3 separate regions of the Homo sapiens genome follow, and all the other regions are linked to region 2. The links are chromatin loops, found by intact Hi-C in ENCODE. Cell type or tissue: dorsolateral prefrontal cortex. All regions are shown on one strand. Links, peaks and the distances in the headings refer to the core of each region. The heading gives the core; the rest is flanking DNA. Region 1 overlaps FAM13C (family with sequence similarity 13 member C). Region 2 holds the start of FAM13C (family with sequence similarity 13 member C). Region 3 has its middle 100 kb from the start of FAM13C.

Region 1 (8,244 bases), core at 1,270-6,269, 79 kb before region 2:
TGGTCAAGTGGACAGTGTCTGGAAATATGAGCGAAAAGGTCAGGTTCTGGTTGACTCTGACCTATGTCAACTTCAACTTTGGAAGAGACCTATAGATTATGCAGAATTCTGCATGAGAATAATTGTAGACTCTAAATAGACATACTACATTAGTGTCTTACCCAAATTGAAAGTTCAATTTGAAGATCAAGATTTTAGAAAAATATAATAAAGTACTGCTATGGAATTATTATTTTTAGTAATAGGTGTGCAGTTATTCTGGTGACAGTTTTTGCTAAAACTCCAAACCATCAATCATCCTTGGTCAGACAGAACAAAGGCTACTATGCTGAGTCATGTGGAACATGAACAGTCCTTCTCCACACTCTAAAATCATAAGCAGTGGAAAAGACAATCCTCATTCCATTTTCCGTTCAATCACATCAGAATAGGTGCTTACTAATTCCATGCTGGAAATATTTGCTTCAGCTGTAAGAAGATATTGATAGAGTTAGAGGTATTTTGAGCCTATTATGTGGGTTTCTGCCTTAGTCAGTTCTGGCTGCTATAACAAATTACCATAGACTGAGTGGCTTATTAACAACAGAAATTTATCTCTCACAGTTCTGGAGGCTAGAAGTTCAAGATCAGGTGCCAGCCTGGTCAACTTCTGATAAGGGCTCTCTTCCAGCTTGCAGAGGGCTGACTTCTTACAGCCTCACATGGAGGGAAGAGGGCAAGCTAGCTTTCTGTACTCTTATAAGGGCACTAATCCCATGGCTTAATCACCTTCCCAAGGTCCCACCTCCAAACTTCAACATATATTTTAATAAGTTGTTGGGGAAACACAAAGACTCAGTCTATAACAGCTTCTGTCTCACAGGTTGTGGTTTGCAACCTACAAGTAGGGTGACCAACTGTCCTGGAATATCTGGGAGTGAAGATTTCCTAGCATGTGGGATATTTAGTGCTAAAAATAGGACAATCCTGTGCAAACCAATCCAGTTGGTTACCCTTTGTATGGCCCCAAGCTGCCTTGCAGCCAATTTCCTCTCCATCAATTTTTCCCTAAGGGCCCTCTATTCCTCAAATCTGCCTATATCCCCATCCCACTCACTCCCAACCCTTGGACTTTCTCCTCCTGAAATAAGTAAGCAGATGGAGCCAACTGGCCACAGACCCTGAGTTACAAGTCCCATGTGATCTGTGAGCCTCTTCCCGTTGGCAAAATTGAGGTACAGCAGAGTCAGACAGAACTTGACATTATCTCCCAATTCAAGACACTGTCCACTTGAATAGTGTGGTTCTATTATTCAGGAGGGTTTATGAAACACACAGATTCCAGGACTTTCATCCTAGACTGTCTAGAGAGGATGCCAGAGAATCTCCACATTGGAAAAGCTTCCTGGTAATTATGATCTGTAAGAAGGTTCTGGAACAGTATCTAGAATACAGTGTCCCCAGGGGTACCATGAAATGCGTTCTTGCTGCATATGCAGTTTACAACTGGTTGTCTAGGACAGGGGAGCATGTCAAGTCTCTTACTAGGTGGAACTGATCTTGGCAACCCATAAACCCAAGTTAAAGCCAATCAAGTCTATAGTGAATTTGAAACCCACTAGGTCACATGAATTTATCCTTTGAATGTTTGCTATTTATGGTTAAGTGACAGCATATTATATCCAGGTATTCTTATGAAAATCACTTGTTCATATCACATGTTCAAATCCGTGTTCAAAATCACGGATTTTGTCCATGTTATTGACATCAAAAATTACTAATTGAATTTTTATAACAATTATGATTTGAATATTTGTATACATGTAAGGCTCAGAGATAATGCTAGATGTTAAGAAAGAGAAAACTGTTTATAAGTTACTATAATCTTTTATGGACTATGGCCATCTGTGTTCATCTTACACAACCATCCTCTCACCAGGACTAACATGAAAAAACTTAAAGTTTTAAGGTGTCCAAAGATCATTCTAGAAATCCATCCCTGAGTTAAGAACCATGGATCTGAGCATAAATTTCTTCCCTGAGTGACTCATTGATTAGAAAAATGCATGGTCTTCCTGTAAGAGTGCATCTAAGAACCCAGTGAGACCAAACCATCCCATAATTTAAGTCACAAAGGCACCTTACAACTGCCTGTCACTTTGGCAATATCCCTGCCAAATGAAGAGACTCCTTAGGTCCCTGGAAACATCAGTTTTCTAGATGTCTCTACAATCTAGTTTTCTAGACTCTCTTGGGAGATCTGAGACATTTCAGATTCATCTACATTTTGGAAAATCCAGCATGCAACCCACAAGCCTCCTCTCTAAAGAGACTTCTGCACATCTCTGCCATTTGATATTTAACATGGAATGCATTGCTAGTTCCTCCGTGTGAGCAATCCCTACATAAACCCTGTATTTATTTTCATTTTATAACAAGTGATAATAAGCTTGTACAAAATCTTGCCCATGCCGAATTAGAAAATCCAAAACTATTCTTAATTGTTGGGAAGACACATAAAAGTCATGATGAAAAGAAGAAAAAATATATCCACATCCAACATGCAACAAATATTTTACTGAACACTTTGTCAGAAACTTGTATAGTTAATCCAAATCATCAAATAACTCAACAGTTAACTTGTACTTGGCTTGAGACTTCTTTATGTGTTTTGTATTAAATATGTTGTCTGTTTGCAGGGAGTGGAATCTGGTGTTGAGGGAAGAAAAGGGATGTTGTCTAAATAATCTGACTGAAATTGCTAATTGGCTTGACGTTGGCTCCTGTTCAATTTTATTTGCCACTCATCCAAACATAATGGCCAACAGAGCAGGAGAGCTCACTGGGCAACAAAGACAGCCAACTGGCCACCTGCATCCATAGGGAAACAATGTACCACTCACCAGCAATGCTATACTAGGCTTCAGTGTCTTATGAAGAATGGTAGTACTTCACAGGTCAGTTTAAGTATTTAATATAATACACAAAAAGTGCTTAGAACAGTGCCAGGATCATAGAATGTTTTAAATAATGATAGTAGCTACTACTAGTAGCTATTATATGCCACCATTATTAGTACACATTCCAGCACTGGAGAGTACTGATTTACCTGCTTAGACTATGTGGGTCTGTTTTCTTTCTTTTTTCTTTAAAATTTGTTTAAATTGTTCATTTATTTTTACTTTTAATTTGGGCATATAGTAGGTGTATATATTTATGGGGTCTGCTTTCAACAGGAGTATCTAAAATGTACAATTGCTAATGGTACTGAAACAGATTACCTGTGTAAATCTTTGCCTTCAACTCCTAGAGATTAAGGACCTTTCATGAAGAATGCTCCCTAAGCCTATTTCTACCATTTATCTGGAAACCAGTCTGCAAACTTGTGACCTCTTTGTTATGTTAGAAAACATAAGCTGTGCTCTCACTTATATAAATCAGTGTTTCTTTCCTCTCCAAATATTCCTGGGAACATTAATTTGCCTGCTGTTGGCTAGCCAATCTACCATCCCCGGAATTAAAGCCAGAGACTAACAGAAAATTGAGACTCAATTTGGGACTTTTTGACAAGGAAATTAATGAAAAAAAAAAATGGAAACCAAACAAGACAATACAGGATCAGAATGAGCTGTCAGTGGACCACTCACCCCCACTTTCCCTGCATGCATGGATCATCTTACAAGCAGTTAACAGGAAAGGAAGTAGCAGTATGGAAACTTCCCCATCCTCAACACATCAAAAAGAAGAATTTCAAGACAGCACAGGTTATCTAGGTCCAGTAATATAAAATAAGCATAGCACTCATTTGTCCCAGGAGACCAAATGGGAAAATGAAGACTAGATGTTGTGATGGGTACTTTCACCTTACACAAATGACACCCATTTGTGTAAGTGTGACTCTTGGCCGCATCTAGACAGGTCTATGTTATAGCAAATCCCAATCCTTCCTGCTCCCCCTCAGCAACTCCTGGGCAACTCAGAAGCACCTCTTGGGCTTTCATGTTGCCCCAGGCACTGTTTTCCCTCAGGGGCTCAGGCTGAGTGTGAACCAGCAAGAGACTGAACTACCTTGAGAGTACAATTTGGGACAACCCCCAGCCCTGTATCTTACCTGCAGAATCTGTCCCATCGGCAAGCACGCTCTGGGTTGATGCTGGCGCCGGGTCCTTGACTCCATGCACCTGAGCAGCTTCTTCCTGGTTTGTTAAAAATGCAGAGCACAGATCAGATTCGAGGGCTTGCAGCTTCAGCAAGGAATTCTGCCAGCAAAAGCAGAACATGAGGCCAGCTAAGTAGATGCCTAACACACAACAGTGTGTCCGCAGCTCCCGCAAGCACCTTCCTCCACTGCCTGGCAGGAAGAGGGTGGTGGCAACAGCTGCTTCAGGGAAAGAACTGGTTGTGCCAGAATCATATACGCATCATTCCACATGCAGGCTGAGTTTCTGCCTCATTTAAATCCTAACGTATATGGATTATCTGTGACACATGGGACTGGTGATTTCATCAGCAAGAGACGCTGCATCTGGAGAACCAATCTGAGAAGATATCTGCTTCCCGGGTGCTTGAGGCTTTACGCTTTGAGTGTTTCATTCATTGTGCTGACATCAGGAAGCAGAAGACATTAGGTCCCTCCCTGGCTACCGTTCATAAAAGCCATCATCCCTCCAAAGCAAAGACTGCAGCAAACTGCAGTGCACAAAGAGTTACTGCTGCAGAGGCTGCCTGGCATCTGGGAGGGGCTTTGAGGCTCCCTAGTCCACATTGGTATGCTGGGGTATGTGTGTGTGTGTGTGTGTGTGTCTTCTAAAGTTACTTCTCTTACATGAGAACAGGGTGAAAGAAAAGGGTGGAGGGAGATGACCTTGGTCATTTAGCATAACCTAGCCACTGAGGAAGAAGCAATTTATCTTTCATAGCCCTCAGCATAACCTCCCACCCACTCTCTTCATTTCTCATTTAAAATTTCTCCCATGATTCTTAATAAGAACAAAGTCATACAGATTGACGCATGCATCCTGCCATGATGCAGATGCCAGCAAATTAATTCCTCCGACCAGGTGAAAGTGAGTCAGCCTGAGTCCCTGGCCAGGCTCTCTCCCTCTCCACGAGAAGGTTCTGCAGGTCTCAGCTGCTCTTCTGTCCTCCCAGCTCCAGCAGGGGTGGGCACCGGGAGCAGAGCCACTGGTCCTTTCCCTGCTAGGACCCTCCAACACACACAGGCACACACACACCTACTCACACCCTACCCTCTGCATATCCTTTCCCCCACACAGTGTCACTCCCACTCCACAGCCCCACCCCTGCCACATACACACCCTCACCCCCTACTCCACACACACACACGTATGTACACCCTCAGCCCCTAGTGATCACCTCCATCCTACATGCACTCTCATACCTACCCTCACCTCCTACTCCACACAGACGCTCATACCAAACCCCCATACTCTCATCCCTACTCCCCACACCTAAAAACACCCCACCTTCCACACACACACACCCTTACCCCACACATACCTCATACCCTCACATCCAGCCCCCGAAACCTCCCAGCCTACTCCACACATACCCATGCACACCCACCTCACACACACCCACATCCAATTCCCATGCCTTCACATACTGTCCACACACACACACCTGCTCCATACACACCTTCACACCTCTCCTCACATAGACATCTATCCAACATCTCTCACACCCCAACTCCTCCCTTCCATGCAAGATCGAGTCCCACACACACCACTTGATCCATTCTGTTGATGTGAGTATGAACCTACAGTAGTGTTTTACAAGCTGCCCACCAAGGGATGTCTAAAATCTGTTGTCTCTTCACCATTCTGAAAGGAGCAGGTGCCTAGGCAGGCTCAGGATCACACCTCTGCCATGCCTGGAGATGGGGTGGGACCCGGCGCAAACCTCCTAAGAGCTCAGCGGCTGCTGTCTGGGAGCCCATAGCTCACGTGAAGCACCTGTGTGGGACTGGGCCATTTTTTTGGCTTCCTCCTCCATTCTGGGAAGTTTTCCCAGCAGCTGAGTGTGGAAGCAAGAACTGAGGTTGTTGACAGGAGCTGCTGAAGGAACAGGCACACCAAGTTTCTGGGAGGATTTACTATTTAGTAAACAAGCAGCTGGGAGGCAAACAAAGATTCTAGGCAAGTTTCCTACTGAAGGACATTGGAAATCAGTGACCTCTCAAAAAGAGCAAAACTACCCTGAAGATTAACAAATAATGCCATGGGAATGCAAAATGGTGCTGCCACTATGCAAAACAGAATGATGGGCTCCCAAAATATTAAAAATAGAATTACCATATAATCCAGCAATTTCATTGCTGCATATCTAGCCAAAACAATTGGAAGCAGGGACTTGAACAGATATTCATACACTCACACTCATGGCTGCATTACTCACAATAACCAAGAGTTATGTTTTGGATAAAATAGTGTCTCTACAAAATTTATACATTGAAGCCCTAAGCCCCAATGATACTGTATTTGGAGACAGCCCCTTTAAAGAGGCAGTTAGGGTTAGATGAGGAAGCAATACCAGGGAGACAGACAGAAAGAAGGCCATGTGAGAAGGCAGCTGTCTGCAAGACAAGGAGAGAGGCTCAGGAGAAATTGACCCTGCTGGCACCTTGATCTGAGACTTCCAGTCTTCAGGACTGTGAAAAAATACATTTCTGTTGTTTAAGTTTCCAAGTCTGATATTTGTTATGGAAGAACTAACAGACTAACACAAGGTGGACACAGCCCAAGTGTCCATGAGCGGATGAATGGATAAACCAAACGTGGTTATGCACATACAATGGAACATTGTTCAGCATTCAAAAGGAAGGAATTCTGACACAGCAACATGCCACAACATGTATAAACTTTGAGGACATTATGCTAAGTGAAATAAACCAATCACAAAAGGATAACTACTGTATACTCCCACTTGCATAAGATATTTAGAGTAGTAAAATTCATCGAAGCTGGAAGCGGTGGCCTAAGCCTGTAAATCCCAGCACTTTGGGAGGCTGAGACAGGCGGATCACTTGAGGCCAGGAGGTTGAGACCAGGCTGGCTAACATGGGGAAACCTCGTCTATACTAAAAATATAAAAATTAGCTGGGCATGGTGGCACACACCTGTAATTTCAGCTGCTCAGGACACTGAGGCACGATAATTGCTTGAACCCGGGAGTTTGGGGTTGCAGTGAGCTGAGATTGTACCACTGCACTTCAGCCTGGGCAACAGAGCAAGACTCCATCTCAAATATATATATATATATATATATATATTCATCATACAGAAAGTAGAATGGTGGTTATCAAGAGCTGGTGCTGGGGGGTGGGACATAGGGAGGAGATGGGAGCTATTGTTTAATGGGTACAGAGTTTTATATTGGGAAGATGAAAAAAGTTCTGGAGATGGATGGTAGTGATGGTTGCCCAACAGTGTGACTGTACTTAATGTCACTGAACTACACACTTAAAAATGTTTAAATGGTGGCAGGGTGCAGTGGCTCATACCTGTAATCCCAGCACTTTGGGAGGTCAAGGCGGTGGATCACCTGAGGTCAGGAGTTTGAGACCAGCCTGACTGACATGGTGAAACCCTATTTCTACGAAAAAATACCAAAATTAACCGGGTGTGGTGGCACGCACCTGTAATCCCAGCTACTTAGGAGGCTGAGACAGGAGAATCGCTTGAACCCAGGAGGTGGAGGATGCAGTGAGCCAAGATCGCACCATTGCACTCCAGCCTGGGCAATAGAGCGAGACTCCATCTCAAAAAAAAAAAAAAAAAAAAAGGCCAGGTGTGGTGGCTCACGCCTGTAATCCCAGCACTTTGGGAGGCAGAGGTGGGAGGATCACTTGAGGTCAGGACTTCGAGACCAGCCTGACCAATATGGTGAAATCCTGTCTCTACTGAAAATACAAAAATTAGCCGGGCATGGTTGGGGGCGCCAGTAGTCCCAGCTACTCGGGAGTCTGAGACAGGACAATTGCTTGTACCCAGGAGGTGGAGGTTGCAGTGAGTGGAGATCATGCCACTGCACTCTAGCCTGGGTGACAGAGTGAGACTCTGTCTCAAAAAAAAAAAAAAAAAAAAAAAAAAAAAAGTTAAATGGTAAATTTTAGGTTAGATATATTTTAAGAATTTTTAAAAATGAATGAAAGGTAAAGTAAAAAGAAAGGCTAGCATTCTTTCTTTAACTTTACCTTTCATTCTTTTTTTTTTAATTGTAGAACCAGCTGCCTGTCTCAAATTT
Region 2 (8,244 bases), core at 1,649-6,648:
CACTGCACTCTAGCCTGGGCAACAGAGTGAGACTCTGTCTCATAAAAAAAAATGCTGCTTTGACTAGAATAAACCAACCTTCTTTACTTTCTTGCCAATAGTCCACTCTGTCCATCTCATGGAAAACAAATCCCCAAGTACCGCTTTGTTCCCCTTCATTAGCAGCATTCAGCTAATAGATCACCTGAGCTTTGTAATGTGGATAAAAATGTTTTTCAATAGCAAAGTAGCAACATCAATGAAGAACAAAAATCTAGAATTGTTGCTTTCAAAGATCTAGGGCTTAAGCAGAGCTTTGGAGCTTCAATTCTGGAGCTCAACAATACCTATTGTTTGGGGATTTGGCAAGAACTTATTTTTCCCCCTCATTTGATTTATTAATCTTTCTCCTCAAAGTACAATCAGTTAAAAATGGAAACTTGGCACCAAAACATACAAAGTTGGAGAAGATTCTGAAGTATGAAGCTGGAGCTGATTAGTTGATCCAATATTCATGTCTACTAAGCAACTCCAGTTGCCACTCAAAGAACACAATTCCAAGCTCACAGATAGAGCAACTGAAATAGAGCTACCTCCTGGCTTACATGGCACATGTTTACAACCTCTTTTAGTTCATTTGAGTTCTCATTTACCTTGGTAAAGACCATCAACTTCTATTCAATTAATAAATCATTTCTGTCCTTTCCCTGAAACCCCTTATTTCTTTGTGAAATGCTCAGGGTTGCTACTTTGCTTCCTATTTGAACTTTTGCTCCCTCAATCAGCCACAAACAAGAAAAAGTTGTGTGGTACTTCACAGCTCACCTGCTCTTTCACATAATCTCAATCCAGCCTGAGAATGCTCCAAGGTAGGAATTATCTTTGCACCTGGGCTAAGTTGTAAGTCAAGATCCCAAGGCCTCAATCGGTGAAGCCTGGATTGTTTCTGCTCCACCACATTAAGCCCAAAAAGCAAGAAACAAATAATCTCTTCAGTCTATATGCCAGAGGATCACAAGAGACAGGGCATGCCATTTCTTAGAATAATGGTGGTGAAAGAAATACCCACAAGAAGTTCTTTTTGCTGCCTAAAACAGAAGAGAGGCCTCAGACTGACTGTTAGATAAAATGTAGTTGTGCTATAAAGATATTTACACTTGCCCTGTAGTACCATGTTCCCTGAAGGCAAAGTTGCAGAGGTACAGCCTCCTGTGGGCTTTCTCAAAATGTGGCCCCTTGCATTAGCACTACCTGAAGTACCTGGTCAAAACAGAAGTCTCCAGCCCCACTACATCAACTCTCTGAGGGCAGAGCCCAGGAATGTGGATTTTTAAAACAGACTGCCTACCTATAGAACTACTATGTTTCTAAACATTTAACACTGACCTAAAGGTTTCCAAACCCCAAAACAGCACTGTCCTGACACCAATACAATCACCCATTCTGGGTTCCCACTTTGAGATAAAACCTGGGAGACTGCAATTTTCACAAGCTCCAGTCCCCTTCCCCAGTTGATATTGATGATCAGTTAGCTTTGAGAACCACTGGTTTGAATGATAACTAATCAGAATTATTGCAGGCTTCATTTAAAATAGCAAGTTAGCTGGGGCAATGTCACGATTGACCATGGAAAAATATTAGATGAAAAGGTGCCACAGATAGGGAAGAAAAGGCCAAGGCCATTGTGATGAAAACATTGGGGTGGAAAAAGAAATTGAATTTGTCTAGAGCTGCATAGATAGTGCCAGGGCTGGGAAAAACCAAGAAGAAAATAAAATCTGTCCTTGAGTCCCTCCCAATTTCCCTTTCCCCTTGACTCTTCTAGGACTCCCAGCTGGCCAAGCATAACCATAACCATAACAGGTTAGAAAATAGGTTAGGTAAAATAATTCATATTAAAGTATTCATGACAATTTGAATCCACTTCCCAAGGGCACAAACTTTTTAATTTCCAATTTAATAAGGGTCACTACCAGAGGCCTTCATCCAAAGAAATCATCTCTAGGTGAAATTTCAGGCATCGAAGAAAATAAGTGGGTGTGAGTAGAAGGATGTAGGAATGGGGTGGGGACAGGAGGCAGAGGAGCTCTTCTTGTATCCAGAACATAGAGGGGAGAAAAGTCCCTCCTCCGTGTAGGCCAAGACCACACCCAAACATTTCCTGAGAACCTGCTATGTCTGTGTCTCAGGATATAGCACCTTGGTCCTGAGGGCTATGGGGTCATGCCCAGAGAAGCACGGGATATGGGTCATATTACTGAGGTGAGGGGAAAATGTTATTGTGGCAATGACTAGTTTTAAACAGTCCTAGTCAATGATGTGTTATACCTATGAAGCTTTTGGTATGTTCTCAATAGGCTCCTTAGATTTTTATATTAGCCAAATGGCATACCAATTATCTCTCAGTGCCTTTTAAAATAAATCACTGTCACTCCTCTGAAAGTAAAAACATGATCTTATGCAATCAGAACTCCTTGGGGAGTGTCCAAAGACAAGGCACCAGGCTCTCCCCAGCATTTAACCACGAAACCTCTACAGAAAAAAAAAAAAAAAAAAAAAAAAAAGTCCACGTGAAATCTGGAGCTAAGTGTCTCCATTTTGAACCTGCCGTGCCTGTGACTGACCGAGGATTTGGCCACACCAGGCTCCTGAGAATCGGGGCCAGAAAGCACTTAGTACTTTAAGCACAGCAAAGGGAGGAGAGCAGTACCTGTGCACCTGGAGCAGGAAGTCCAGGCCTCATCTTCGGCCTGCAGATGCACACTTTGGCACACCTCTCTCCCCTTCTCTCAGGCCTTTAGAAAAGCAACATTGCAGCACAGGTTACCAAGCAATCTTATAAACAGAATGTGGGTCCAAATGAGTATTTTACATTGCTTCTTCTAAAGTCAATCCTGTTTTTTTTTTTAAGTGACTCCACTTAAGTCTGCTCAAAACTGGACACTAAAGGAGCAGCACAGCAAAAGAGAGAAACAAAAGAATGTGGAAAACAAGAGGGCCTAGGAAGCACTGTAAACCTTATCCCTCCCTCACCAAGTCATTGTGATAGTGGCAGGACTTGGAAGCCAAAAGCAAAACATTTATTTGCTTTTTAGGGAATTTTAGCAAACAGCTCCCCAGTTAGTTAAGCCTTCTACATCAAACTCATAACATTTTTTAAATGTAGTTGAGGATACAACTTTACACATGCCTTTTTCCTGAAAAGATGTTTAGAGTGGCTTCTACAAAGGTCCCAGAAGTAAACATCATGAATTAGCCTAGAGAAAGAATGCTAGATGAAGTACATATTCATATATATATATGTATATATAAATTACATACAGTATTAGCAAAATACACTACCTGTTAATTTTTAACAAATATAGTATAATATTAGGAAAACATTAAGGAAGGGATGTCAAAAATTAAAACTATAGCATATAAATATCTTTAAAAAAATACTGTGCTTGCTGGTACGCTCCTTCATTCACACTCCTTCATTCCATGTTTGAAGGGTGTTAGTTGCCCTAATCAACAGCTTTAACCATAGGACTAGGTGACTCATTCGTCCCATAGTCACATCTCTGTAGTCAGAAGACAAACATGACAAAGGGCATGCACAAAAAGTTTACTCTGATATGCCTTAAAAATCTGTAGACAAGAGAGGGCCAAGATAAGTTTAGCCTGTTTACCACATGCTGGAATTCAGCTCATTTCACATCTATCTTCTATTGCTGTAAATGTATATAGTGTGCACTCCATGAAAACTGACACCAATGTTGGCAAAATACAACAAAGCTTCCTAACACATCAAATGGATTTTTAAAAATCTGAGCTCCAAGAACACATATCTTGGAGCACTGAGCTCCTGCAAGCAATCAGCTGGTTTTAATTTCTCTCCCGCAGCTGCTAAAATGCTGGTTTCAACCTGTAAAGATTTCTGGGCCCCACCAGTCAGCACGTCTCACGGTCTTCACAGCCCCAGATTCCGGGAGACAATGCATCTAAAACGAACAGCGGCTGGGAACGGTGGAGGATACCTTCACGATAGTTGCTTCCAGAGAAAGGCATGCAAGTCTAATTTTAATGGTAAGAATCACTTACTCTGTTACAGTGGTGCTGCTGAAGGAATTATCCTGAAGGCTGAAACAGAAACAAGAAAACATCAGCCAAGTCTGGCCGGGGAGCCGTCTCCCTGATTGCTCTCCGGGAGTTAGAGCACATACACAAACATGGCATTGCAAGGCAAGTCTCCGGGCTCGCCCGGCACGCTCGCTCTACCTTGGGCTGCTGTCTGCACATGCTCGTAACGACACCCCCAGCAGGGGCCCAGCGGCACGGGCGAACCACAAAGCCCGGCAGCCCGCGAGGCTGCGGGGACAGAGCTGGGCGGGGCGCGGCGGCGGGGCTGGGACCCCGGGATCCAGCGAGGAGCACCTGGAGAGTTACCACACGACCCCGACCTCGCCAGCCCAGGCGCCGCGTTTAATCTTGGGCTCTTTGTGCCAGCCACCCCCCGAGGCTGGCAATGAGAATGCCCCAGTGTTTCTGCCGAAGTGCTGAAATACCCGGGAGACTTGCTTTCTTCCACATGTCTCCTACCAATTTTACAGAGCTCACCCCAACCCCCCACACTCCCACCCCACCCCCAGGGATGGAGGCTCGCAGAGATTCATCCATCGTTCAGAAAAAGTCAGGAGAGAACAAGAAGGGGGAGGGGGATATTGCTGCTGTTTGGTGTTTTATTTTGTGTGTGTGTTTTTTGTTGCCTAGGAAAAAGAATAGGCTCTAAAGCAGGGCTGGCTGCATCACACCTGATCTGTCTAGAGCGCTCTTATTTCAGTCCCAGAGAGGAAGCGCCCAGCCCCGGACTACAGAGCTGTGAATGAACCCACGCAGGGCGAGTGGAGAATTTATTCCAGGGGTTAGCTGGTGATTAGGACACCGTGCAAGGGGTGGGGCTTGCTATGCCTAGAGCAGCCCGCTTGAGCTCAGCTCCCTAGCTAGCACCTTTACAAAGGATGGAGAGACGGAATCCGCAAACGCTATCCCTTTGAATAAAGGCAGCCTTGTTAGGGAAAGGAAAGACTGTCAGTCCCCCCACTGGCTTCTTTCCCTTGGGGATATTTGTTCTGCCCTCTTTGTATTGTTCATTTCTCCTGCCATGTTGACCTGGATATGGGATGTAGCATCTATTAAAGATTCTTATTTGAATTTGAATTATTTTATTTGAATTTTGAAATAAGATTCCCATCCCCCTTTTTAATCTTTCTACTCCCAGAAGCAGCTAGGATAGTGGTTTTTAGTCCAAACCTATGTAAGTTAATGAGTTAACATAACAACAAAAAACTCATAATTTTTCTAATTGGGCAATTAAAAACTTTACCAAAACTTGGAAATAATGGGGAAGAGCATGACCTTTCAATGTCAAACTGAGACATCGGTTAACAAGTCCACCCAGGGGCCAGTTAATTCTCCAGTTGTGTTTGGCTTTGCTCTTCACTATTGATTAGATTCCAGCCACAGTGAAGTTCTGTGGTCACTTGCACATTTTATTCAGCCTGTTCAGAGAAAAAGATAATCGCAGCGTTTATGATTTTATTGCAATATAGGAAGATAACCAATTTTGCATCTAACCAAATAATCATTTTGCATCTAACCAAACTTTCTTTCTAAATACCTGTAAATCCACAGATCCTCAAAATGCTTTTGGAACCAGCTTCATCATCTTACAGTTTTCCCCATTAATAAGTGAATAGATCTCTGCTGCCTGCCTATGTTTGTATGAGAGTTGTATTTTAACTTTTTAAATTTATACCTTGAAAAATAAAAATTGAGTTTTCAAAGAAAAACAGGTTTCATTAAGGTTCTTTGCAATTTTGCTTTCCTCTCTCCAAATATTTTTAAAATCAGCTAAATAAAAACCTAATATGGTCTTAGACTGAATTCTATGGACTAAAATAAGTTCAGGAATATTAATCCTTTGTATGTATAACTATACAGTACATATTTGTTCCGAAGCCACCTACTATTTCATTTGAGCTAGGTTCAGGAGTAAGAGACATCGCTGCTTCACTGTATTCATTATTTAGCCATTTCAAAGTGAGATCTGTTCTTTGTTTATTCAGACTGATGAAGGTAAGTCTATATTCAGCCTTCTGACTGACTTATGGTTTCATAGATTACATGGTTGTTAATTTCCCATATGGTTGTTAATTTCCAGAAACCCCTTGTACTCATTGACTATGGTGTTTATTCCAAGTGTTCCAGTGTGGAGAAAGATCACACTTTTCTCCTATAAATACTCCCAGTGATCCACTTGTAATGGAAATGTTCAATGCTTTTAATTTGAAATAGGACTTGGACATTTAATTAAGAACAACCTTAATTAAATGGTTGATTTTCTTATATACTGCCAAATACTGTTTTTTTTTCATTCTATGAAATGAATTGGGCCCTTTGAAAATAAAATGAAATAACAAATGTACCCAATAAATGCAAGTATTCAATAATGTCCAAGGAAAAGAAATAAAAATTCTCAGCAACTCGTGAATAGGAAGGACCAAAATTAGGTTTTAGGCAGTACCCACATACAATGAAAACAACTGGTTGATACAGTTGATTATGGATAAAAACCAAAACATCCCTGAAAAAACATTATTTGGCAGTATATAACAAAATCAACCATTTTAATTTTTACTTCTCAATTAATTCTTATGACATTTGTTTTCATCTTAAATCAGGTTTAGAAATTGTCTTTGTAAGTGGCTTTTTAATTGGCTTTTATGATGTTTTGTACTGTTCAACTTGGAATAGGACAATACTGATGAATATCGTACAACATATGATTATTTTGGAGACCCTCAGCTTTACTAAAGAACAATTCCAGGAGGGTTTGAAAAGGGGAGCAGAAAAATTAATATTGAGTTTATGAAGAAGTAAGTTCTAGGCCAGTATTTCCCAAGTGGCAGTGAAATTCTAGTCTCCAGAAAATCCAGGAAAATGTTTTAAAAGTTACATGGTCAAAAATAAGTTTTGGAAAAGATGCATATTATAAATTCACAATGCACATTAGGTAGCAAAGAGAAGTTTTTCATCTGTTTTTAACAGTGTTCCTCAAATTCATTGAAGACCAAAATAATTTTTTGTTAAATATATCATCAATTAGCATCATGTATAACTAGGAATTTTGAGAAAATAACTCCTGAATATATCAGGAAAAAAATGCAAAGGGAATTAAGTGGTATATTTATTAAACGAATGAATGAACAAATGATTCTACATGCTTATCACTATCCCATAGTTATGAATAAGACAGACACAGTCCCTGACATCATAACATTTTTAATATAAATATATTGCATATTTATATATGTAAAATACATAATGTATATTATATGTACAATTCTATTGTATACAATATAAGTAAAATAAAGGAAAAATGAAGATGCTAGATTTGAATATGGTTAATTCACTTAACATGTTAAAAGTGCTCAATTTTAAATGCTCATTTTTCTATCAGTGCTCTAAAACCAATATCTGAATATCAGATCTAATACCAATAGTTTAGTTTAATTGTAAAATTGTTAATTCTAATGTATTGACTTGACTATATGCAAAATATAAAGCAACAGTGTAGAGGTCAAGAAAGAAATTTCCAGATTTGCCAAGACTCAAGACCCACCGCTTACTAATAGTTTAAACATGAACAACCTCTTTTGCCTCAATTTTCTCATCTGTAAAATAAAGATAATAATGACCTATTTTATGGGTTCTTATGAAGATTAAATTAAATGACATGCCTGACAAATTTAAAAAATAGTAAATAAATGCTGCTAATTATCCTTATTTTCATTAGTATTATTATAATAAATAAGAATATATAAACAAAGCTTGAGACAAGATGAACAATGCCACTGTGCTTGAAGAGGAGGCTTACAGATGATATTTTCTTTCTACTTCCTATGATGGCGCAGTGTTTACACAGCTTTTTTTTTTTTTAAGAACAATAAAATTTAAAACTTTACTAAATGCGGATGGGCTGCTCCGGATGAAATGGGTTTCATCCAGATTGGCTTTGTGCTCAGTTTACAACTCTTCAATTTAAAATACTTGCGCATCCCTGGAGGAACAGACAATTCTGAGAAATCACTTTCTGCAAGATGCTGGGGCAAGAAGCCAGAATCTTTACAATGCCAGGAAATCAACAGAGGCCTGCTCTATTGGCCTGGACAGAGTGACTTGTAGCTTCCTGTCAGTACCCTTGGGAATGACCAGGCTTCCTTG
Region 3 (7,737 bases), core at 2,738-7,737, 100 kb after region 2:
CCTATGCTAGGCACACTTATACTCACAAACTCCTTAAAACGTGAAAGAACTCTATAGGGAGTATTTTTCATTTCCATTTCATAGATCAGGAAACAGAAATTCAGAGATTTGGCAAGTTACATGGCAGAACCAGAATGCAAATGTAGAACTTCTCATACCAACCTGTTATCTTTCTGAAACACCTAAAGTGATTGAAAAATTACATTGATATGCATAGAAACATTGCATTTATATTTAATTTGGTTACTATAAGTAATTTAAACAGTCATAGAAGCTGACTCAAAATCTGACCTTGGGCAAGATTTCTGAATTTCAATTTGTTCCTTTTCAAAATGAAGACTTTGAGTAATTTTTAACCATGTTTTCCATCATGGATTCCTTTGGGAATCTAATCTAACACTTGACCTTTGGTACTCAAGAAAAATGGATACACACACACACATGCACACACATTCGTATATTATTTCTGAGGGTTTATGGACTTCTTAAGTTCCTTCAAGAATACCAAGGACCCACAGCTCTGCGGTTTCTAAATTCCTTCTAGCTCCAAAATTTCTGTGATGTCAAAACAAAATTCAGTGAAATATTGTAAAAATATTTAGAGAAACTAGTTTTTCTCCCTGCTTCAGCAGCAAAATCAAAGTAATGCAAGTTGGCGTTAAGTCAGCAAATGGATTTATTTCCAAAAAAAAAAAAAAGATAATTGACGAACAACCCACAAGCTGAACCCACATGGCAAGTCTTCCTGCAGAAAAATCCTTGTTTCTAAATTTAAAGTGCCCCACTCCTACGGCACATAAGATAATATTATTATTAGCAGAAAGAAAATTCATCGTGACATGGGTTTCAATAAATATTTATCTGGTATTTCTGGGAAGTGGGATGTTTCTGAAAAGTAACTGAGCTATGTGGATAAATGTAAAAGGATTTCTAAATCCTTTGGGCTAAGCAGGATATGAAGCAAAATGGTGGGAAGCAAGATATGCACTTTTTCAATTTGCCTAAAAAACTAATTTCAGTTTCTCAAAAAATACTGCCCCATTTCCAAGGGGCAGCCTGTTCCTTCCTAAAGAAGGGGAGCCTGAGAATTTAGATATTTCTTAATAACCAGGATAAGTAGCAGCCCAGGCCCAACATATATGACAATCACTCAGGAATTTCTAAAATCCACTGGGCATCCTCAGTTCAGAGGCCTGAAAGCACCTTGTGGAAAGCCTATCAAGAGCAAGCAATTTCAATAAGGAATTGTTAGCAATAAGGTGCAGTAGCAACACTGTGGTGCCACCATAAATGTCCATTGGTCCTGGTGAATTAGTGGCATATAATTGCCTCACTATCATTATGTAAACCCAATTACAGGTAGGGCAAAAAGGGCAGTTACAAAACTGTATGTTTTAAAGTGATTCCATCTTTGTGAAAAAACAGAAAAGTGTTTACATGTAACAGCCATTGAAAAAAAATGGAAGACTATCTAGCAAAATGTCAATGGTTGTTATTTCCAGATGGTAAATTTTTTAACCTTTTTCTTTTTTTTTGCATTTTTCCCCAGTGAGTGTATTATTTCCATAATCAGAAAGAAAAATAATAAAATTATTCTCATTAGAAGGATAAAAGGTCTTATTATATAAAACTATCATTGACTAGATTTTTCTCCTGTTTTTGTATTTTACCAAATAGTTAAAAAAATCCAAATTGTTTTCTTTTAATGCATTGATTTTCATCTCTCTTGGTATACTCTATTTTTAATACTCATATCCTTATCCAAAAATAACTTTCAGTGTCTCTGATAAATTGAAAACAAAAAAAAGCAAAGGAAGTAATCATCTTTGATTTATTGGTTCCTGATGTTTGAATTCACACAGACAAAAATCAGGACAGATATATTTCTCTCTGATTAACAGAGCAACCACTGTATTTATAACTCTGTAACACTAAGGAATTATTGAGCACCTTTTTGTATAAGGTGCTTGAAAGGATATTTAGTTTTATAAGACACAGCCTCCACTCTCAAAGTACTATAGAATCTATAACTTCCAGATGCCAAACATGAAACTGGTGCTGAATCCAACCCGAAAGAATTTACTCCCAAAGGATTAACACTTGGCCTCTTAAGTACAGCTTTAGTGCATTCTTCCATTCCCCTCTGCCTCAGTTGAATACACTACACCCAGAAGATGTGCATGGCAGAGTCTGAAGGAATTATCAGCTGTCAAGTACATGAAGAGGGTCAGTTGGACCTTAGTTATAGGCAGAATGGGTGATGGGTTGCTTGCTGTGAAATGAAATGAGGTGTGCCAGGCCATCCTCTGGCCAAAAACTAATCTATCTCCACCAAGACCTCAAGTAACCTGAAATTCTTGTATTAGAGATATATTGCTTTGAATCTTGAAGACTTTTTACCCTTCAAATATTCCCCATGAATAGGAAAACATCCTTTGAGTGACAACAACTAAGCAACTGTTAGCTCCCATCTTGAAAAGATATAAATTTATGTGCTATTTTTTCAGAACCATAAATCAGGGTACATGGTAAGTTTGAGAATACTTTTGTAAATAGTAATATATTTTTCAAAGTGATGAATTTGCCTAGAAATTCAGGATGTATAGTCACTATATCTACCATTACCCTTTTCTATTGGCTTAGAAAAGTTTGGAGACCTCACTGAGAAACTGCCCAATCCCTTCTTTCCTTCCTTCTTTCCTTCTTTCCTTCCTTCCTTCCTTCCTTCCTTCCTTCCTTCCTTCCTTCCTTCCTTCCTTCCTTTCTTTCCTTCACTCCTTTAAGGTTCAATCTTTCCAGCTGTCCAGACATTCAAATAAAGCAGAAGGTCATCTGGCTTGAGTTGCTTTATATCCACTTGACACATAAAGACATAAAGCCCTTCAGGCCTGTGATGCAGATATTCAGGGAGGAAAGGAAGAAGAAATAATTAGCAGGAAAGGATGTTTACAAGGGTGCTGAGATCAGAGTTGACCTGATATGAATACATACATTCATATACACACACATACAGGACTGTGTCCAGGAGTGGCTCGTGCCATGAAAAGGTCTATACTGCTTATGACCTTATAGATTACCGGTTAACACTTGTTGTTTACTAAATCATAAAAAATGCCAAAAATGACTAGTAGTTATTAAGATATATTTGAAAGGGGGACATGGAGGAGCAGAGGAAAAGGAGAGCAGTCATGCTGTCTGTGCTTTTCACTTATAGATACTTTAGGAATATTTATTGAATGAAATAATTAAATGAGTAAAAATGATGGCAAGCATGATAATGGTAATATTACAGTAATAACCACATTAAAATGCAAGAGGTGAAAGACTGATAAGTAGCTTTCCATATGTCATCAAATTAAGCACACTCTTGTCTCCACATTGATATTTTGAAAAAGTACAAAACACACCAGCACTTCCCAAGGGGGAAAAATGTCTAACAAACAAACCAAAATACCAAGTCTTGAACCCTTGCCTCTGTCTTTGTTATTTTTGTCTGCTCACTTTTCCAAAACAAGTAACTACTGACATTCTCAGCCTTTATAAATTGGCCTGGAACTATTATTTCCACTGGTTGACCTTAACATGAATCAGAAGCAACCAAAACCTTTTGCTTTTGTTAATTACAGGTTTTGAACTGGTCAAAAACTTCATTTGAGGCAAGGCCAGGTGGTGGAAAGTCCGCGACCCAGACTTAAGTGAATCATCTGTCAAAAAAGGGAGAACATGCTTCTCCATCACAGTGACATTTAAGATAGGCTCATCTTCTAGTTAGGAAGTGCTTTGCACATGTGTTATGCAGAAATGAAGCAACTCCAACCAGATGACCTTCTGCTCTATTTGATTTCCTGGACAGCTGGAAAGGCTGAACCTTAAATGCGTGAATGAATGGATTGGGCCGTCTCTTAGTGAGGTCTCCAAACTTTTCCAAGCCAATGGAAGAGTAATGGTGGATACAGTGAATATACATCTTGAATTTCTAGGAAAATCTAACATTTTGACAAATCTATCATTATCCACAAAAGTATTCTCACACATAACATGAACTCTGACTTAGGGTTCAGAAAAAAATGGCCCATAAATTTATGGATCAAGTCTCTTACTGGACAGTAGCTTGTGATTATAGAAATGATGCAATAGAATTGTTAGCTTAGTTTAAATTTGTTATGTTGTTATAAACTAAGAAAAATTAATCTCGATTTAACCCACTCTGCTTCATGGACCAAATGTTACATCCCAAATGTCTTTGAATATAACTGACAATGGTCCAGGCCAAAGAACAATAGATAAAAGGAATACACTAACAAAAATAGTAAATGATAATGGAATTCTCTTCTTAATCAGATTTTCTGATTACCTAAGGATTAGGCAAATCAACTTTTGCAAAAATAAACTTTCTAAAATGTATGAGTCATCCTTAAGAGTACAAATCTGGTGAATGAAATTAAATCTGTTTTTATGGGCTCAGGGTCATTATTCTCTACTTTAATTTTTCAGGGGTCATTTCTGAAAGTAGATGGGCAGACAGTGCAAGCCATTGGGCTAATGCTGGCTTGGCTTTAAAACAGATTCCAAAAGGTATTTAGGTGAGTGAGTTAAAAAATTAGATATATGCCATAAATTATTTTGTTTTTAAAACTTTTCTCCCAGTTCTGTTTAAGATTGAAGGGTGCTATTTAATAAATCTGCCTATTTTCTCATTGCCCATCTTTTTCCTACCTGCTATTATTGGTAGATGAAGGTTTTGCTGCCATTTTTTTAGTCAGCTTCTCTGAATTCTAGATATTTCTTCTTATTCTCATTTGAATGCCTGACTGTATCTTTGTCTGGTGTTTGTGGGAGGTGTCTGTGAACCTTGAATAAGAAACACCATCTGTGGTTCACTTCCTTGGCATAAGAGTCCATTTGGAGAGCTTTTTTGCCATTTGAAATGAAACTGCTGTGCTGCCCTCTGGCTGCTTCTGATAAAATCTAACAGAACAAAAACCACCACCTTGTTCCCTATAGGTCTTTCTCAGTTTGGGATTTCATGATTGTATCACAGCCTAGTTAGATACTCACTAATCACATCAAGTTGTGATTTTATTTCTTTCTGAGGACTGCAGACACTTTGAAATAAATTGCCTTGACCCTACCACCTGTTAATGTCCTCTGTAAGACTGCATGTGCACACTTGTGGTAATTTTCCAGCCACTAAGCTTGAGTGTATCTCCTGACAGTTCAAATATGCTGCTATTTCCCATTTTCACATCCCTTTGTTTGATACCTGCAGATCAGGAAAGTACCAGGTGAAATGCTATTTTATTTCCTGTACATTTTGCAAAAGGTAGAAGATTTTTAATGGTCTATCTCTGCAAGTGTCCAGAGGGGGATAAATAACTCATGTTGCTACACTGAAAATTTAATTATGATAAACACATTATATCTCACCAATTAGCTTCACCTCAGATCAGAAGGAAACACATCTTTAGCTAGCCCATCAGACAGCAGAAGCAGTCTCTACTTTTACACTTCAAAATGCTGAAATTCCTTCCATCCTTTCCAAGATGATAACAATCTATCAAATTCACAAAATTTTAACAATAACTGTAGCTTAAATTTCTAGAGGACCATTTGTCATTGCCTCTTGTTTGAAGAAGTTTTCAAACACAAAAAAAATGAATGTTAAGAGACTTTCATGTTCAGTTCTGACAAGTAAGAGCTTAGAAATTGTCGCTCCGAACTTTAGAACAAGAAAAAAAAACGCTGAACAAACTGAAAATCAATAACTTTTCTTGGACCATCAGAAAATTGAAGTCGCAGGATAAACAGCCACTCTGAAATCTGGAGAGATGAGAATATGAAGAAACACAGCCAAGATTAGCTAGCCCAGAGCAGAAGTTACTGGAGTCATACATTAGTAGAACTACCTAAATAGTTATTTGGATAAATTGCTCTAGGCTGAATGTAGGCTAGCATGAGAATGAGAAAACCTGGGGACTCAAGTCTTAGGGAGGCCTACCCAACTTTCATAGATAGATTTTACCTCCAGGAACCTCACCAGGTTCCCACAATAAAGAGCCAAGAAAAAATCACCTCATATCTTTAGCAAGGGAAGGGGGAAAATGATCATTTTGAAATGTTTTCAGTGTGTTCTTCACAACAATTTGCTCTGCTCAAGTGAAAAAGACTTCAGCAGAACCTTATCTCATATAGGCAGAGGAGCAATACCCAATTCCAGATCTCTTTAGCCTTCTATCTCACTCGAGGAGCAAGAAGAGGGGAAAAAAAGAAGTTGTAGTGAAACTTACAGCCCACAAGACACAGGCCCACAAAAACTCAGCTAATCTTAAGATTACTGAATACGACCCCTTACTCACTCCTTAGCATCACTTCAATAGGGCCTCAGTATAAACATGGATTACCACTTAGACTGTTTTAAGAAGGAATTCTTGGAAAGCCCAAAGACAGCAATGGGGACAAAAAGAAGAACACTAAAGGATTTTGAAATTCATAGCACCTACAGCTACAACAGACATTATAAGCAACATAACTCATAGCTACAGCAGCATAAAACCTCACACTAAAAGTCTATTTCTCTCACTTGTTACTACAAGTTATATCGTGTTTGGCTTTCAACAAAAATTACCAGGAATGTAAAAATGAATTCTGAAGTGACAAAGCAAGTATCAGAACCAGATTCAGATATGATACAGATTTTGGAATTATAAGACCTGGAATCTAAAGTAACTTTGATTATTATATTAAGGGCTCTAATGGAAAAGGTGGGCAACCTGCAAGAACAGATGTGTAATGTAAAGAGAGAAATGGAAACTCTAAGAAAGAATCAAAAGGAAATGCTAGAAATAAAAAACACTGTAAGATAAATGAATAATGGCTTTGATGCACTTATGAGTAGAGTGGACACAGCTGAGGAAAAAATTCAGTGAACTTGAAGATATGTCAATGTAAACTTTTTGAAGTGAAATGGAAAAAAAAACCCCCAGAATATGCAAAAACTGTAAGGCAATTTCATAGGATGTAATGTAGCATAATTGGAATACCAAAAAAAGAAGAGACAACAGAGTAAAAAAAATATTTAAAGTAATATTATTTCTAAAGTTAATGAAAGATGCCAAATGCAGATCCAGAAATTCAGAGAACACCAACAAAATAAAAATTTAAAACTCTATACCTAGAAATATCATACTCAAACTACAGAAAACCAAAGACAAATGGGAAAACTTGAGAGAAGCCAGAGGAGAATAAAAGCCTTACCTAGAGAATAAAAAGATAAAGATTTATAGGAGACTTTTCTTTAGAAATCATGCAAGCAAGAAGTGAGCAGAGTGAAATATTTAGTGTTAGAAAAAAAAAAAGCCCTAGAATTTTATATCCAGCAAAATTAGCCTTGAAAAGATAAGGAGAAATACTTTCTCAAACAAACAAAAACTGAAAGAATTTATCTCCAACATACCTGCCCTGAAAATCATAACTTTTTTTTAAGAAAAAAAGGTCTTCAGAGAAAAGCAAAGTGATATAGGTCAGAAACTCAAATCTACATTTTAAAAAGTAAAGCATCAAAGAAGGAATAAGTGAAGGTAAAATTAAACCTTATTTCTTCTTTATTGTTAATTGAGCAAATAGATTTTTTCAAAGTAATAGTAGTAATTGTGTGATTATATCATATGTATAACTGAAATAAATAAAAATGCAGCAATTTTCTAAGGGACAGGAGAAAGAAGTTGGGAATACTCTGTT

Evidence for each region. Peaks named below come from ENCODE experiments on the same cell type or tissue, not always from the same donor. Only the 100,000 strongest peaks of a DNase experiment are listed, where the experiment ranks them.
Region 1: a loop joins it to region 2, with 2.7 times the contacts of the local background. A loop is called at or near these places in 8 of 110 quality-filtered maps.
Region 3: a loop joins it to region 2, with 2.3 times the contacts of the local background. A loop is called at or near these places in 5 of 110 quality-filtered maps.

The regions. Positions count from the first base shown.
Region 1 is chr10:59,279,273-59,287,516 of GRCh38, forward strand. It overlaps FAM13C (family with sequence similarity 13 member C), which reads right to left. Exons shown (of 14, transcript NM_198215.4): 6 at 4,091-4,175. Among named protein-coding and RNA genes, the nearest start is that of FAM13C, 79 kb to the right of the region's middle. In dorsolateral prefrontal cortex, for the core only: no CTCF peak of the experiment used is centred there; DNase peaks (open chromatin) are centred at 4,249 and 5,938; H3K4me3 peaks cover 3,704 bases.
Region 2 is chr10:59,358,337-59,366,580 of GRCh38, forward strand. It overlaps FAM13C (family with sequence similarity 13 member C), which reads right to left and starts at 4,213. Exons shown (of 14, transcript NM_198215.4): 1 at 4,063-4,213. The coding sequence starts at 4,124. It overlaps LOC124902428 (a long non-coding RNA gene), which reads left to right and starts at 3,563. Exons shown (of 2, transcript XR_007062148.1): 1 at 3,563-4,047; 2 at 4,732-5,178. In dorsolateral prefrontal cortex, for the core only: a CTCF peak has its summit at 4,266; DNase peaks (open chromatin) are centred at 2,633, 4,235 and 4,865; H3K4me3 peaks cover 4,504 bases; H3K27ac peaks cover 5,000 bases.
Region 3 is chr10:59,460,304-59,468,040 of GRCh38, forward strand. No RefSeq gene overlaps it. Among named protein-coding and RNA genes, the nearest start is that of FAM13C, 100 kb to the left of the region's middle. In dorsolateral prefrontal cortex, for the core only: a CTCF peak has its summit at 4,958; no DNase peak of the experiment used is centred there.